Regions from separate parts of the Homo sapiens genome. Here region 2 is linked to region 1. A link is a contact called in ENCODE Hi-C or POLR2A ChIA-PET data. All regions are on one chromosome and are shown on one strand. The core of a region is the stretch at or near the end of the contact, and the rest is flanking DNA. Distances in the headings are between cores, read along the strand shown. Region 1 holds the start of LINC02367 (long intergenic non-protein coding RNA 2367). Region 2 holds the start of CLEC2D (C-type lectin domain family 2 member D).

Region 1 (4,059 bases), core at 103-2,602:
TATTTTAACCTAGCTATCAACTTCAGCCCAGAGAAGGTCTTCCAAAAGTAGATTCCAAAAGTATATTCATCCATCAACCATAACCTTAAATCTGAAGCCAGGAACTAAAAAGAAATTCTCAAGGTAACACAATTGTCATGAAGTCTCACTCCCAGGGCCAATTATAATCTGGATTTTTGTCTTCATCCTTCCAGGTGTCTCTGATCCCACTGTAAGCAAACCCTGAGTCCTAGGGCCTTTCTTCCACTTATTTCACTCTTTCTGTACACATTTTCCAGTACCTCCACCACTCACCACCCTCCAAAAAGAACTGATCCCTAAGCTTGTGCAGTGATTAACGATTTTCATGTCTTTTCTATTTGCCTGCAGTTATGCTACAAGATCTCTTGGCAAAGGACTAGCCAGGCATGCCTAATATATACATTCGTGTGATTTAACAAACTGGTTTCTACCACTTTCGGCCTGAAGTGACAGTGTTTTTTAACGTTGGTTGCAGGCAGGGGACTGTTGCCCCCTGCCAAGCACTTCAGCTTCCTTGCCCGGCCTCTCCTTGGCTTCTGTCTGTCCCCACCAGCAGCTCTTCATGGGACCCATCCTGACCCTCCAAGAAAGCAGAAAAGGAGGTTCCTGATGCAAAACCTAAAGAGCTTTCATCTGAGGAAGGTGAATCCTTTTTAAACTATGAGGCCTGGAGAGACGTTAAAATGAGAGCAATCACACCCTACTCCCCGCTTTGAGCTATGTATTCATCTCTTAAAACTGCTTGCTATTGCCACAAGTAGCTATGAATTAATTTTAATTTAGGATTATTATAGTGTCTCACCAGAAGCATAAACCACATCCTATAACTTAACAATAACCAATTGCTCATCAATTTTGTTTCTGTAATCCAAAGAGAGTTCCTGATCAACAACTTTGTACCAGCCCACTCTCTCGGTCCCAGTCTTTTGTTTTTAAAAACCTGCTTGGAACAAAGGCTCTAGGAAGCTCACAGCCAAGAGTACTTGGGTCTGAGTCTTCCAGGCAGCTGTCCTCACTTTGGCTCAAGTAAACTCTTTAAATTATGCTTTGCGTCTCAGCCTCTGCCTTTTGGGTCAACACTGAGGGGAGTAAATGAATGGCACCTGCTCCTTCTCTGTCTGAAGCTTGGACTTCTCCTGAGAGGACTTCCTGCTCCAAGATAGGAGGGAGTCTCACTCAGAAGAGGAAGGAGCTCCTGTCTGCTGAGGACACGGTTCCATCCAATGAGGTCAGCAGGGCTATCAGCAGCTTCCGTTAATTCCGTTGGGGCAGGCGTGTGGCAAGCAGCAGTTATTTGAGCTGAGGATGCTGGGATGGATTTTCACATGAGCAGTTGGCCCTTAGATCATGAGACCAGCCTAAGTGCCCAAGGAAATGGAACAGCAGGGAGGGGGAGGGACATCACACCCACTATCAAAACTTCTTGTTAGTCTCTGGCTTCCACATCCTTCCCCAAAACTTCAGCCCAATTCACAGCCGCATTTTTCCATCTCTTTGCCATTCCTCCATGGGAGAGCTTTCTGTTGGTACAGGAATAGCTGAGAAGTGGGAAAGATCAAGGGTAGTAAGAGCTGCCCCCGATAATCTACAGAAAGCTTTGCTGGAATGAGGTTGTGCATCTCTGAACCTGAGCTAGATTTGTTGGGTCAGGGACCATACTTATTTACTGGCCCAAGAATTAGAAGAGGAGGTGTCTAAGAAATGCTTGTTGAATGAATAAATAAACAGCCGAGTGAGTGTTTATATGAGCCTGAAAACTGCCTGCACCAGCACAAAAGTAAAGCCCCAACACCCTCAGGTCACACCTACTGGAAAAATATATGTCAGCCCCAGAAAAATGTGGGCAACATGAGGCAACTCCGGAGCAACACAGGAAACTGCCCTCCTCTTCTGGCCCCTCTTCCACTGTGATGCTCAAAGTCTGTGATGACCAAGTCTGGTCATCTAATCAGCAGGATATAAGAGGGTCATTCTTCACTGCGGCCATTCCAGTTTCCTGGAAACTTGGCTTTCTCCTGACCGTTTCCCCAGGAGCACGGTGGTGACAAGCTTGAGCTCTGACATCAGAAAGTCCCCAGTTTGAAACCTCTAGCTTCTTACTCGCTAGCTATGAGACTTTGGGCAAATTAATCTCTAAACCTCAATTTCTCAATCTGTAAAATGTTCAAGGTCAAGCAACTCACTTTTCCACATTGTAATTGATGAAACTAAAATTCAGACTCAGATCTGCCTCACTCCACAGTCTGTGCTTTTTCCTTCCCACTCATCTTTTTCTCTTTCTATTAAAAATTTCATAACACATTTGAGATTCTGTCTCAACTCATATCACTGAAATCATCTGTCACGTCTGATGATCATATAGAAGCCAGACTAAGATTCAGCCACAAATGTTATGCCTAAACATTTCTTATTATTTCTTTTTAATGTTTCTCATGTATACAATCAAACTCGCACCCTAGTATTATTGGCAGGCTAATATATGCCCATGAGACATGTAGCTTAAATCTCTATGGGATAGGATAAGTATTCTCCCTTTGTTTGTGATTTGAAAGCTTTCCATGGATGCTAAAGCGATTTGTTAAAATACCTTCACCTGTAAGTGTTTTTCCTCTCTTAAAAGCCTAATTCATCTCTGAGTTTGTTTACTAAAATAATCTAATTTGCTCATTTTCTCTAGCCATTCCAAGCTAAATCCCAGGAAGTACTAAAGAAGCAATGCACAGACACAGTATCATACAATTTGAGACACAGTATTATAAAATTGATGTGAACTTCTAGGCACAGTGTGCTCACAGTCTGTCTGGAAATAACTTTGTAGCAAGCATAGTTCCAGTCTAGCTGCCTGGCAGCCTGGCAGGATATTATTATTACTGATACTAATTTACTTTTTAATGTAAGTCTACCCAGAATATATTAAAGAAGTTTCAAGAAATCAGGATCATGGATTATAACCTGACGTAGTGCTAAGGAACCATCAGTTCCATGTAAGCATTTGGTTAGCAAGTCTTTTTCAAAGGCCATGCTTGAGAAACAGTTTTGCTCTCCCAAACAATGTGTTGTAGTTTTTTTTAGCATACTACTGTGCAGATAAATAAATGAGATATTAATGCCATTGCAAGTTCTGGCTTTGTGTAGAGTTTTCTAGTGAAGCCTGTTTAGGATCCTGGATTTGTCCAAGCTGTTCTGATTATCCCATCATTTTTAACATGGATAATCTACAATCTTTCATCTATTACATAAATTGAATTCTGGCACAAGTTCAACTGCTCTTCATTGAAACTGAGAAAAATTTTAGGATCACTTTGCTGGAATCCAAAGAAGATGTTAAATACTACCAAAAAAAAAAAAAGGCTGAAAACTGGTTTCCAAGAATCTCTGGGGCATCCTTAAGAACTCCCCTTGCATGTTCATTAGACGGCCCTTTACCCAATGTATCTCTAATAGTCTGCTGAAAATACTCAAAGGCAAGTAATTTTCATGTAATCAACTAAACAAAATGTTTAACAAATATGGCAAATATTAATATTTTTAACTGTTTATGTAAAGTGCAAGAGAGTTATTGATTAGGAGAGTAGCTCTGAAGCCGAACAGCCTAGGTCTAAATCCCGGTTCTTTCATCAACAAGCTCCATTACTGTTGATAAGTTATTTGAATTATCGGTGTCTTAGTATCTTTCCTTATAGAGGTGATGATTGCTCCTACCTAATAGCACTGTAGCAATCATATATGCAGAGCTTATCACACTAATTGACATTCAAAAATATTAGCTCTTAAAAAATTATTATTAGAAATTTGAGAAAAAGAATCACACTAAAAAAGGATAAAAGGCATTGAAAATAATTCCCCCAAAAGAAAATAAAAATTTCTCAAATCATATAGGACTTATTTTGTAACATTAAGAAGATTCCAATTAATTCAAATTAAATGGATGATGCCTTATCTTCACAATGACATTCCAATAGCTTGTTTTCTTATTTTAATGAAAATATGTAATGATGGTGAAGATTCAGTGAGACAGGCACTTCCATACTAGCTGCT
Region 2 (3,891 bases), core at 1-2,500, 300 kb after region 1:
TCTCAAGCAATTTTCAAATTATTAAATTTCACAGGAAAGGAGGTTAGGAAGAACTATGTGAAAAACAGACTTGAACTTTTGGCAATCACATGTTGTTCAGGAGACAAAACCAAATTCAACTTCCAAGAAAGAGAAGCAGCTTTGATAAAAAGCAGGTTCTCAGATGGAATTACTAGAAGGCTTTATCATAGGTCCTAGGACAAACTAGAAATGATGAAATAGTAAAGAAAAAGATATATAAAATCTTACAGAAACTGGAACTCAGTCCTAATGCAACTTCATTTCTATTTGATAAAGGCAATAGCTGTCCAATCTGGAACTTATTTCTTACAGGTAAGGGGGGCTACTGTATAGAATTCAAAAGCAGGGAAAATATGTTGTCAGAGTTAAGATAGAGATTGTATTTGGGGTAATGAGCGTTGCAGGACATGAGTAGGGCACATAGCGTGTTGGTATTGTTTTACGTGGTTTTAAGATATACTTCATCTAGGCACTTGTTACATGTTATATTTTTAATGAATGTGTTTAGTTGTATGCTTATGATTTGTGCACATTACTATAAATTATATTTTAGTAAAAGGTGCCCTTACTGGCATTTATATACAAGAAATCAACACATCTGACAAGAAGCTCTTGCTGCTAAAGAGCCTCTGTGCTCCTGGATCATGCCAGAGGGAGCACAGAAGCTGCACACCGTTCAAGCCCATTTTTGAAAAGTTGTTGTAGCAGCCATAGCAGCAAATTCCCAAAATATCTTGAAGAAATTGAAAACAAGATATTTTTTGAATGAGCGTAAACTCTTGGGAATGAATTTTAATTTGAGATTAAAATTGCTGTTGTCTTTACTTACCTAACATTCATTTCCTCTGAGAGCCAACTCCTTCCTTTCAATAAATTCTTATTTTCTATCATAATATTGCTTTGTACCGCACAAAATACAATTATAATTTTTAATAGTCAAAGAAATTTTAAGTTATCAAACATTAGTTTCTTTCGTAACCAAAATACTGTTAGAGAAGTAGCTTCAACTTTTTAAAATTCTTACAAACACCAGTTTATTCTGTTGTGATGAGCTGATTTTTGAAACAATTTATGCTTCATTTGTTCCTCTAGCTATATTTAACTTAAAGGCTTGACATTTTGAGTTACTGGGGCGGTTACACACTTACACGTTTTAGTCGTTGGGCTTTTTTTTTGTTTTGTTTTGAATCATTCTTGGGGTTGAAAACGTAGAGACTGTGGTTTAGATCACTCATAGAAACTGGAGGCAAAATGCATGACAGTAACAATGTGGAGAAAGACATTACACCATCTGAATTGCCTGCAAACCCAGGTAAGAAGCTGGGCTCTACAGAGTAAGTGTGAGGACTGGAATGGGAAGGTAGTGGTAGTGATGGGCTCACACAGGAAAGGTGCTGATCTAGTAAAAAGTTTTCAAGGATAAGAGATGGAATGTGGGAGTCCATAAATTGGCTTATAATTTGTGTAAAACATGCATATATTTATATTCCCAGTTCTAACAACTAAGGAGAGGGAACAATGAGAGAAAGATGTAAGACAATGAGATAAGGTTAAGTTTAGGATTGAAAATAACAGTTAATTTCACTAAAAAAAAATCTATACAAACTCTAAAGTGTTACTCAGATACAAGATACCATCATTATTACATAGGTAGAAAACCTATCATGGAAGCTCTTAAGAGAGAAAAGGTAGAAAATAGTATGTAAAGGACATTTACAAATCAAAAAAGTAACAAAGGTTGAGTAGAAACTTAGTAGGGCATTCTAATGGAATTATGTTACATTGGATGCACTGGAAATATATATATATATAGCTTTATATGATGCTTTAGTAAGTGAAAAAAATGACTTTTGCCACAGTTAGGGAATATCAAGGTTTTATAACTTAGGACTTAAAAGTTTGGAGTTTTCTCCTCCCAACTTAAAAGGTAATCAATTTGGAGAAAAGGTAATTCAGAGGCAGAAAAAGATGAACTCTAAATGTTGTTAAATGACTTCATTTATTTCTTCATTCATTGGGTATTTTGAGCATTTTATACCAAATGCTTTAAACTGTTTGTCGGATAGTTCCAACATCTCTGTCATGTCCTCCTTGGCTTGTGTTTTCTTTCCCCATGGAAGTTGACATTTTCGTGGTTCTTCATATACTGTGTAATTTTGGATTGTAATTTGAACATTTTGAACAAATATTTAGTTAGACTGGATCTTATTTAAATTTTGGAGTATATTGATACTATTGTTTTAGCAAGCAATCACCCTGGTGAGATGAAGACAATCTGTGGGATCTGGTTCCAATGTCAGTTCCATTCTGAAAGCCTTTGTAGTGCTATTCAGACATGTGCATCAACCAGGGGTGAAATTGGGAACTGTGCAATGCTCTACTCATTAGTTCAGGTCTTAGCATCTTTAGTGTGCCAATTAGAACCATATCTAGGCATGCATAAGTTGAGGGGCAGGTGAATCCAGGAGTTTATGAATAATGTTCATGGGTCTCTTTCTAAAGTTTCTTCCTCTTCACCATCTGACCCGTACTTTCAGGTTCCCAGGGGCTTCTCCTTTCCATCCTCCAGCTAGAAATGCGGGCCTCCTTTTATTCTGATGAACCATATACTTCTGCAATTATAGCTGCATCTTTAAGCTCATGTGGCAGACGGACAGTGAGAAAGAAGAAAAAAAAAGCAAGAGGTTTGGCCCCACTCTCATGGAGCTACAGCTCAACTGAATGGAAAGGATTGACTTTAGATTTCTTTTCTTTTTTTGAGGTGGAGTCTCACTCTGTCCCCCAGGCTGGAGTGCAGTGGCGCGATCTCGGCTCACTGCAAGCCCCGCCTCCTGGGTTCACGCCATTCTGCCTCAGCCTCCTGAGTAGCTGGGACTACAGGCGCCCGCCACCACGCCCGGCTACTTTTTTGTATTTTTAGTAGAGACGGGGTTTCACCGTGTTAGCCAGGATGGTCTCGATCTCCTGACTTTGTGATCCGCCCGCCTCGGCCTCCCAAACTGCTGGGATTACAGGCGTGAGCCACCGCGCCCGGCCGAGGATTAACCTTTCTCAAGGTTTTGGCTATTGCATGTTGCTGTAGTTTCCCCTACCATCATCAGATTGCCTGAGGTTTGAGGCACATGAGAATGTAGACAAGAGGGGGAGAAAAAATAAACGTGGTATTTTCACACTCTATTTGAGATAGGAGTTTGCTTTTCTGTTCCTCAGACCATACCTCTAGTGCTTCTCCTGGAGCCCTCTCTTTATGCTGACAGAGGCTCAATTCCATGTTTCTGGCTGTATTAAGTTCGGGGCAGTGATACTAGAGGAGGGAAATTTAAATTCACCACTGGTTTGATGGCTCTTTAAATTTGGATATTCTTGTAAGATCTGCTGCTAGTATATCCTTTTTCCTTTTGCTCTTTTTTGTTTTGTTTAAAGACCATATTTTTAGAGCCATTTTGGGATCACAGCAAAATTGTGAGAAAGGTAGTTTTTTTTTTCATTTTCTCCTTGTTGCCACACATATATAGACTCTGTCTTAGTCTGTTTTGTGCTGCTATTACAGAATACCCAAGACTGGGTAATTTATAATGAACAAAATCTATTGGCTCATAGTTCTGGAGGCTGGAAAGTTCAAGACTGAGAAACACATCTTGCTCCATCATCCCATGGCAAAATTTGGAAGGGCAAGAGAGCACATGCATAAGAAAGAGAGAGAGCAAGAGGCACCAAACTTGCTTTTATAACAAATCCACTTTCGTGATAGTAAACCCACTCCCATTATAAGGACATTATGACCTGATTACCTCTTAAAGGACCTGCCTCTCAACACTATTGCATTGGGGATTAAGTATCTAACACATGAACTTTGGAGACACATTCAAA

What was found. A loop is a pair of places that touch in the nucleus more often than their neighbours do. ChIA-PET counts read pairs that join two places held with the same protein, here RNA polymerase II (POLR2A). Pooled maps may share reads with other maps.
Region 2: a map with no recorded cell type shows a loop between it and region 1 (14-fold over the local background). The contact joins the promoter of CLEC2D here to the promoter of LINC02367 in region 1. A Hi-C loop is called at or near these places in 12 of 37 single-sample maps with no recorded cell type and 10 of 50 pooled maps. POLR2A ChIA-PET finds 5 or more read pairs at or near these places in 2 of 52 experiments (activated B cell and activated CD4-positive, alpha-beta T cell).

Annotation. Positions count from the first base shown.
Region 1 is chr12:9,366,112-9,370,170 of GRCh38, forward strand. LINC02367 (long intergenic non-protein coding RNA 2367) reads left to right here and starts at 1,353. Exons shown (of 4, transcript NR_120479.1): 1 at 1,353-3,485.
Region 2 is chr12:9,668,463-9,672,353 of GRCh38, forward strand. CLEC2D (C-type lectin domain family 2 member D) reads left to right here and starts at 1,251. Exons shown (of 5, transcript NM_013269.6): 1 at 1,251-1,333. The coding sequence starts at 1,273.